Linked DNA regions of Homo sapiens: region 2 is linked to region 1. Evidence: read pairs that join two places in POLR2A ChIA-PET (ENCODE). Cell type or tissue: B cell. All regions are shown on one strand.

What was found. ChIA-PET counts read pairs that join two places held together with the same protein. Peaks named below come from ENCODE experiments on the same cell type or tissue, not always from the same donor. Only the 100,000 strongest peaks of a DNase experiment are listed, where the experiment ranks them.
Region 2: POLR2A ChIA-PET joins it to region 1 with 6 read pairs; 9 of 35 experiments call an interaction of 5 or more read pairs at or near these places.

The regions. Positions count from the first base shown.
Region 1 is chr19:48,985,260-48,989,259 of GRCh38, forward strand. It overlaps GYS1 (glycogen synthase 1), which reads right to left. Exons shown (of 16, transcript NM_002103.5): 3 at 1,935-2,126; 4 at 591-776; 5 at 202-346. Among named protein-coding and RNA genes, the nearest start is that of GYS1, 6.0 kb to the right of the region's middle. RefSeq lists a silencer at 3,193-3,375. In B cell, no CTCF peak of the experiment used is centred here; no DNase peak of the experiment used is centred here.
Region 2 is chr19:48,723,480-48,727,479 of GRCh38, forward strand. It overlaps RASIP1 (Ras interacting protein 1), which reads right to left. Exons shown (of 12, transcript NM_017805.3): 6 at 3,914-3,951; 7 at 3,528-3,679; 8 at 3,306-3,409; 9 at 1,238-1,481; 10 at 858-1,030. Among named protein-coding and RNA genes, the nearest start is that of MAMSTR, 5.8 kb to the left of the region's middle. In B cell, no CTCF peak of the experiment used is centred here; DNase peaks (open chromatin) are centred at 1,572, 2,072 and 3,272; H3K27ac peaks cover 737 bases.

The sequences.
Region 1 (4,000 bases):
TTCCCGGGCTCAAGTGGTTCTCCTGCCTTGGCCTCTCAAAGTGCTGAGATTACAGGTGTGAGCCACCATGCCCAGCCGAAATACGTTTTCGGTTTATGCTATTTCAACTTACAGTGGGCTTCTTGGGCTGAGGAGCAACTGGCTTTGGCATAGACAGCTGCCTACCTCATTCACGTCTGGGGACTTCAGCCCAGCCCCTACCTGGTTTCCTCTTGAGCAAGTGCTGTGCCTCGATGGCGGTGATCTGGGACACAGTAGTGAAGACGTGAGCGCAGTGGGCTGCCGCCCTTTCCATGCAGTATCGGTGGTAGATCTGCCTCTCCCCTGCTTCCTTGTCCACGTTGAACTGGGTGGGAGGGGACAGCAGTCCGGTTAGAAGGATTGGGGAGAAGACTCTGGAGGTCCAGACACTGGGGTCCCAAGAGAAATTGGTGCTGGGGGCTGGATTCCTGGGTCTGAGGTAGGAGGGGTCTGGGGACTTGGACTCCTGGATCCTGGGAGAAGAGGGGGTGCCATCCCCTTGGGCCCCCCAGAGCTTTGGGTTTTCCTGGCATACTCGCAGTCCCCCATCTGCCACGGTCCCAGCTCACGTTCTCCAGGTTGTTGTAGAAGTCCACGGCACCGGCACACAGGTAGCGCCCCAGCAGCGTGGCATGGGTGGTGAAGATGGTTGCTACAGGCAGTCGCCGGGCACGACACAGGCAGAGTCCAACGCCTGCCAACCACTCATGGAAGTGAGCAACCACATGTGGCTTCTCCTCACTCTGTGCCAGGAACTGTGGGCAACAGGGACAGGGCCACTGTCTCCACGAGTGTTGGGAAAAGAATCGGCAATCCCCAGTAGGGACAAGGACTCGGGGAGAGGTCAATCTGTCACCACTACTGCACAGAGTGGGCAGCGGCCCACTGCAGCAATCCCAACCGGACAGGGACCTGTAAATCCCTGAGGCAGCCCAGGCTGGTCTTGAACTCCTGGGCTCAAGTGACTGCCTCCTCAGGGGTTGACAGGAACTGAGGATTTTTTGGCCAACCATCTAAGTCCTGGCAGGGTTAGATTGGACAGACTGAAGTTTTCATGTTCCCAGGTCCTGGACATAGTTTCCAAAGACCCCTTGTCTCAAGGGTACGCTGTCTGCACCCAACATTGGCAAAGGGACTACAACTCCCAGAATGCCATAGGAGCAGCCAGTTCCTCAATTATTTGTCCCAGGGCATGAGAAATTAAGCTTCTTTTTTTTTTTTTCTTTTTCTTTTTTTTTTTGAGACAGTGTCTCACTCTGTGGCCCAGGCTGGAGTGCCGTGATGCAATCTCAGCTCACTGCAATTCCCGCCTCCCAGGTTCAAGCAATTCTCCTGTCTCAGCCTCCCAAGTAGCTGGGATTTGGGATTACAGGTGCCCACCACCACACCCAGCTAATTTTTTTGTATGTTTAGTAAAGACGAGGTTTGGCCATCTTGAACTCCTGGCCTCACGTGATCTTCCCCCATCGGCCTCCCAAAGTGCTGGGATTACAGGCATGAGCCACCGTGCCCAGCCTGGAAACTAAGCTTCTTGAGCCTCTTAAAACCTAGAAGGGGGTCAAAACCAGGTCAGGCTGGGGATTCATGAGCATCCAGGGCAGCATCTGAGAGCTGAGTCCAGCAATATCACACTAGAGAACTACAACTCCTAGAATTCCTCGGGCAAGCCCGCCAGCCTCACTTTGAGGCTGATTCCAAGAATCCCTATGCTTGGAAGACTAGAGTAAATGAAGTTGGCATCGAGAGTAGAGCCTGGGCCCTTGGATGTTCATGTCCTCAAAGGCCAGAGCTAATCCTTGGATTAAAGGACCCTATGACTCCCAGAATGCCCAGGGAGAAGCCCATCCTCTGGCCCAGGGGCTGATGGTCATTGTAGTTTCAGGTATGGGTGGAATGTGTCAGACGGGGCCTACCTCACCCAGGAACCAGGTGGTCAGAAAGCCAAAGAGGACAGCGTCGTTGGCCTCGCGGTCGTACCACGGCACTCCGATGTTGCAGGTATCCCAGAGCTCTCCCTTCCAGCGCTCCAGGGCCCAAGCTGAGGCACCCACGTCCAGGAGCACCACCAGAGGGCCTCCCTCGATCAGCCAGCGCCCGAAATACACCTGGGATGGGGTTGGGGAGGCACCATAGGGAGGCTCTGGGCTTCAGCCTCATATCTTCACTCATCCGTGGTTCTCCCATTTGCAGGCAGATGTCTATAGACTTAAGCCTCAGCTCTCTTATCTTCTGTTTCCATATCTGCTGCTAATTTCTCACCTGCTGCCTTAGCCTTACTTCTCTATTTGCATGATTTATTCCTGCTACACATTTTTTCCATCTCTGTTGCAATATTTTCCGTGCCCCCTGCTTACTTTCTTTCTTTCTTTTTTTTGAGATGGAGTCTCACTCTGTGGCCCAGGCTGGAGTGCAGTGGTGCGATCTCAGCTCACTGCAACCTCTGTCTCCCGGGTTCAAGCAATTCTCCTGCCTCAGCCTCCCAAGTAGCTGGGATTACAGGCACCCGCTCCCACACCTGGCTAATTTTTTTTTTTTCTTGAGACGGAGTCTGGCTCTGTTGCCCAGGCTGGAGTGCCGTGGCATGATCTCGGCTCACTGCAACCTCTGCCTCCTGGGTTCACACCATTCTCCTGCCTCAGCCTCCCGAGTAGCTGGGACTACAGCGGCCCGCCACCACGCCCGGCTACTTTTTTTTGTATTTTCAGTAGAGACGAGGTTTCACTGTGTTAGCCAGGATGATCTCCATTTCCCGACCTTGTGATCCGCCCGCCTCGGCGTCCCAAAGTGCTGGGATTACAGGCGTGAGCCACCGCACCCAGCCTCCTGTTTAATTCCTGTAACTGCTACCCTTCTCCCACTCGCTGCCTCCTTTCTCTGCTTATAACCACATATGTCACATGTCCTGTGTCTATGCCCCCACTGCCCTGTCTGGCCACTCTGCAAATCATTTCCCCTACCTGCTGCCTTGTTTCTGTACTTGCTGCCACATTTCTCTTACCAACCATCTGCATCTCCCACTGTCTTTTCTTTCTGATGCTAATTCCTTCCACGGGATGCTTCTTTTTTGTTTTCAGACAGGGTCTCGCTCTGTTGCCCAGGCTGGAGTGCAGTGGTGTGAACATGGTTCACTATAGCCTCAACCTCCCTGGCTCAGTCAATCCTCCCACCTCACCTCCTACAGGCGTGGGCCACCATGCCAGGCTGATTTTTTAATTTTTTGTGGAGATGGGGTCTCACTATGTTGCCCAGGCTGATCGTGAACTCCTGCGTTCAAGCAGTTTTCTTGCTTAGCCTCCCAAAGTGTTGAGATTAGAAGTGTGAGCCACCTAAAGCAGGCCCTTTTTTATTTTCAGAGACGGGGTCTTGCTCTGTCCTCCAGCCTGGAAGGGAGTGGTGCAATTACGGTTCACTGAAGCTTCGATCTCCCAGGCTCAAGCAATCCTTCCACCGCAGCTTCCCACGTAGCTGGGACCACAGGCACAAGGTATCACATCCCGGCTAATTTTTAACTTTTTTGTAAGGACAGGGTTTCACCATGTTGCCCAGGCTGGTCTCAAACTCCTGGCCTCAGCCTACCAAAGTGCTGGGATTACAGGCGTGAGCTACTGCACCCAGCCTGTAATGATTCTCTTACTGTTCATGCTGCCACTTTTCTTCCCCATGATGCCTTGTTTCTGTTCCTTTCATCACATATCTGTCACCTGCGACCTCTTTCCTCTATCCATAGGCCCATTTTGTAGTCCACAGCCTCCTTCCTTCCTTCCTTGCTTCCTTCCTTCCTTCCTTCCCTCTCTCCCTCCTTCCCTCCCTCTCTCCTTTTTCTTTCTTTCTTCCATTTTTTTTTGTTTGTTTTTGTTTTTGACAGGGTCTCACTCCGGTCACCCAGGCTGGAGTGCAGTGGTGCAATCATGGCTCACTGGGCTGGGCGCGGTGGCTCACGCCTGTAATCCTAGCTCTTTGGGGGGCCGAGGCGGGCGGA
Region 2 (4,000 bases), 260 kb before region 1:
AACTCGGGAGGCGGAGGTTGGAGTGAGCCGAGATCATGCCATTGCACTCCAGCCTGGGTGACAGAGTGAGACTCCGTCTCAAAAAAAAAAAAAAAAAAAGGAAAAATAAGTGAAATCAAGCGACCTGTCCTACCTGATTCTGTTTCCTCATCCAAAAAACAGTCAGTCACCTACTTCGATGGGGCTTTGTCAGCATTAAACTAGAAGTGCTAAACAGGGTGCCTGGCAGGTAGTTCATGTTCAATGAATGTTTTAATCATCATGTTCCTTTGTCTCATACCACACTTTCTGACTCAGCATGTCTGAGTGAGGGACCCTGGAAACTTTTTTTTTTTTTTTTTTTCTGGAGACAGGGTCTCGCTCTGTCGCCCCGGCTGGAGTGCAATGGTGCAATCTTGGCTCACTGCAGCTTCTGCCTCCCAGGTTCCAGCGATTCTCCTCCCTCAGCCTCCAGAGTAACTGGGATTACAGGCGTGCGCCATCAAGCCTGGCTAATTTTTGTATTTTTAGTAGAGACAGCGTTTCGCCATGTTGGCCAGGCTGGTCTCAAACTCCTGGCCTCAAGTGATCCACCTACTTAGGCCTCCCAAAGTGTTGGGATTATAGGCGCGAGCCACTGCTCCTGGCCTGGAAACTATTTTTAATAAGTTCCACCAGGATTCAGACACAGCCGAGTTTAGTCATTGTTGGTGCTGGCTTCCTTCTACCTGCCAATGTGTTACCCACAGTGTCTGAGCTGGGGCTGGGGATGGCATGGGGTTCAAGGGGAGCTCTGACGGTGAGCTGAATATAGAAGGTGGCTGAGGGGGGTTGAGGAGTCAGAGGTCAGGGGTCAGGTATAGCTGACCAGGAGTCACCTTGAGCAGGGAAGTGCGGGGCACACAGAGCAGGTTCACAGCCATGGAGAGTTTCCGGAAGAACTCAGTGGCAATGTCGCCCAGCCCAGCTCCCTGTAGCCAGTCCAAGACGAGGTCCAGGTTGGTTCGGATTTGAACAGCTCGGGACCATTGATAGAAAGGCCGGCCTTGACCTGTGGGTGTTAAAGGTATGAGAGGCAGTTGGTTGGCTGGACTCTGTGCTCCTGCCTCCCAGACTCTTCCTATCCTTCAGCCTGGGATCTGGAGCTTGTTCTCCAGGGTACCCAAAGGTGAGGCTTGAGCCCGTGGTGTGTCTAATATGACCTGAGTCTCAGTGGCTCCTGTCTTTGCCTCCCTGACAGCTCCCAGCCAACCTTCACCTCGTTCCATCAGCGAGTTGAGAAGGGATGCGTTGGAGAAGAAGAACAAGTAGCCAAAAGTCTGAGACACGAGGTCAGGGTGCAGCTCGCACTGGCTGGTCAGCTCCAAGGCTGCCTGGAACACGCCCAGGGTAGGTCTCAATCCTGGAGGCATGGCCCCCAGCTCCGCGCCAGGCCCCGGCAGCTCTGCACCAGCTGTGAAAGGGTTACTATCCAGGAGAGCAGGCAGCGTTGAATAGAGAGTCTGAGAAAATAGAGAAGTGGAAACAAGTGATTGGACTACAACTCCCAGGAAGCTTCAGGGTAATAGAGCATGAAGATAGTGGGGAGCTCCACCAAAGTCTTCTGGGAGTTGTAGTCCATTCTACAGTCAACACCCAAAGGGTCTCCGTGAGCAAATCCCTACTTGATAGAAGGGTATACAAGTTTCTCGAGTATTTTAAGATCACCTCTTGTGCATTGTGGGACTTGTAGTTCTCAGCAGAGACAGCTCAAGGAGGACAAAGGATACTGGACAAAGAGTTCCCTTTCAGTCAAAGAATTATTCATCCTGAATTCCCAAAGGAAAGAAAAAGAATGGAGAGTCAGGAAGTGGGAGTGGGATGGCAGTTTGCCAGTGGAAAATGAGATCAGGCCAAGGACAGGAAATGAGGTCAGAAACAGAAGAAATAAACGCACACTTGGCAGGAATGTACAGGAAGTGAAGGAGGAAAGGGCTTCACAATCCAGGCTGCTAGAGGAACTTAGAGACTGATAGTTAGCTGTCCCAAAAGATCCTCTCTCATTCTTGCACATAGGGCATCAAGCCCACCATAAGCCAGAAACCCTGAGAATGCCAAGAAGTGGTGTTAAGGTCAAGGGTAATGGGGGGGAAACTGGGGCAGAAAGCAGGCCCTTCCAGGAAGGGCACTCAGAGAAAAAGATCTGTCGTTCTGAAAGGGAAGTGAATTCAGAGCTGTAGGAAGTGAGGTCAGCAAGCGAAGGAAGTGGGGCCTGATGAAAGAGGATCTTCAGTTTAAATCACAGTTCCTGGCACTATTTGATCTCTAGCTATCTATCAATCATTTATCTATCTATTATATATGAAACTTAACAGTGACTGAAGAGTAGACTTAGAAAGTGGGAGATTCAGAAGGTGGTAATGGTGATGTTACCAAGTAGTGAGGTCAGCCTGTCAAAAGTGGTGATGATTACTTTTTTTTTTATTTCGTTTAATTTTATTTTACTTTTTTGAGATGGAGTCTGTCTCTGTCGCCCTGGAGTGCAATGGTGCGATTTCAGCTCACTGCAACCTCCGCCTCCCGGGTTCAAGCGATTCTCCTCCCTCAGCCTCCTGAGTAGCTGGGATTGCAGGCACGCGCTACCATACCCAGCTAATTTTTGTATTTTTAGTAGAGACGGGGTTTTACCATGTTGGTCAGTCTGGTCTCAAACTCCTGACCTCGCGGTCTGCCCACCTTGGCCTCCCAAAGTGCTGGGATTACAGGCGTGAGCCACTGCATCCGGCGTTATATTACTCTTTTGAGACAGAGTCTCGCTCCATCTCCCGGGTTGGAATGCAGTGGCATGAAGTAATCTTGGTTCACTGCAACATCCGCCTCCCAGGTTCAAGTGATTCTTGTGCCTCAGCCTCTCCAATAGCTGGGATTATAGGCGCAGGCCACCATGCCTGGCTAATTTTGTATTTTTAGTAGAGATGGGGTTTCACCATGTTGGCCAGGCTGCTCTCAAACTCCTGACCTCAAGTGATCCACCCGCCTTGACCTCCCAAAGTGCCGGGATTACAGATGTGAGCCACCGCGTTTGCCCAGGTGATGATTACAAAGGAAAAGAAGCCAGAAAGGCAGGAAGTGATGTAAGCTCTAACAAGTGGTGTCAGAACAGCAAAGTCCTTGGGTGAGATGGGATGTCATGTCAGAGAAAAGCAGAAAATCTTGAGTCAAATAGTGACATCAGAGCCACACAGTGTAGTTCAAACAAGAAGTGATGTTACCACAAACAGGAAGTGATATTACGTGAAACAGGAAGTGATGCTATGTCAAACAGGAAGTAAGAGGCAAGGGCCAACCTTGGTGAGGTAGTAGACAGACTGCTGGAAGGTACACATGATGACCTCATCCAGGAGGGCCATGGCCTCATCACATAATTCCAAGTCATTGCAGAGCTGTGGGTCTGAGGACAGGCTTGGGGTTAAGAGGGAGAACCAGAAGTCGGCAGCCAGGAGCCCAGGTCCCCAGGTGCAGGGCATGATGGGAGACTTGGACAAGCCTGAGCCTGAGTCAGAGCTCACCCTCTTGGTCAGCCTCCTTCTCCATTTCCAGCACCTTCTCCTGCACAAAGCTAAGCAGCTCCGTGGTGTTGGCCATCCACAGCATGAGTGGCCGCAGCTCCACAGACACAGCTTCAGGAGTCAGGGGCACCTCGGGGACCCCCTCAGGGTGGCTTGAAAAAGAGGAAGGAATTTGTGATCCCTGCCCAACCCTCATCATAGTTTACAAACCCCAAGATCTAAGTCTAAGTGGGAGAGCAAGACCAACTCCCATTGCGCAGCTGGAAAAGTTGAGCGCAAGGAGAAGCAGAAACTTGCACTGGGGCATGCATGGGGTGAACACAGAACTAGACGCAAAACCCAACCCCTGCATCCCTCCAGACCACTCTGCTCAGAATTTCTCTTACTTTTCTGGCTGACGGTCTCCAATTTCCTTAATCTTTTCCTGTGGAACAGTAAGATCAGAATCAAGGTGAGGGGGATCCACTGAGGGG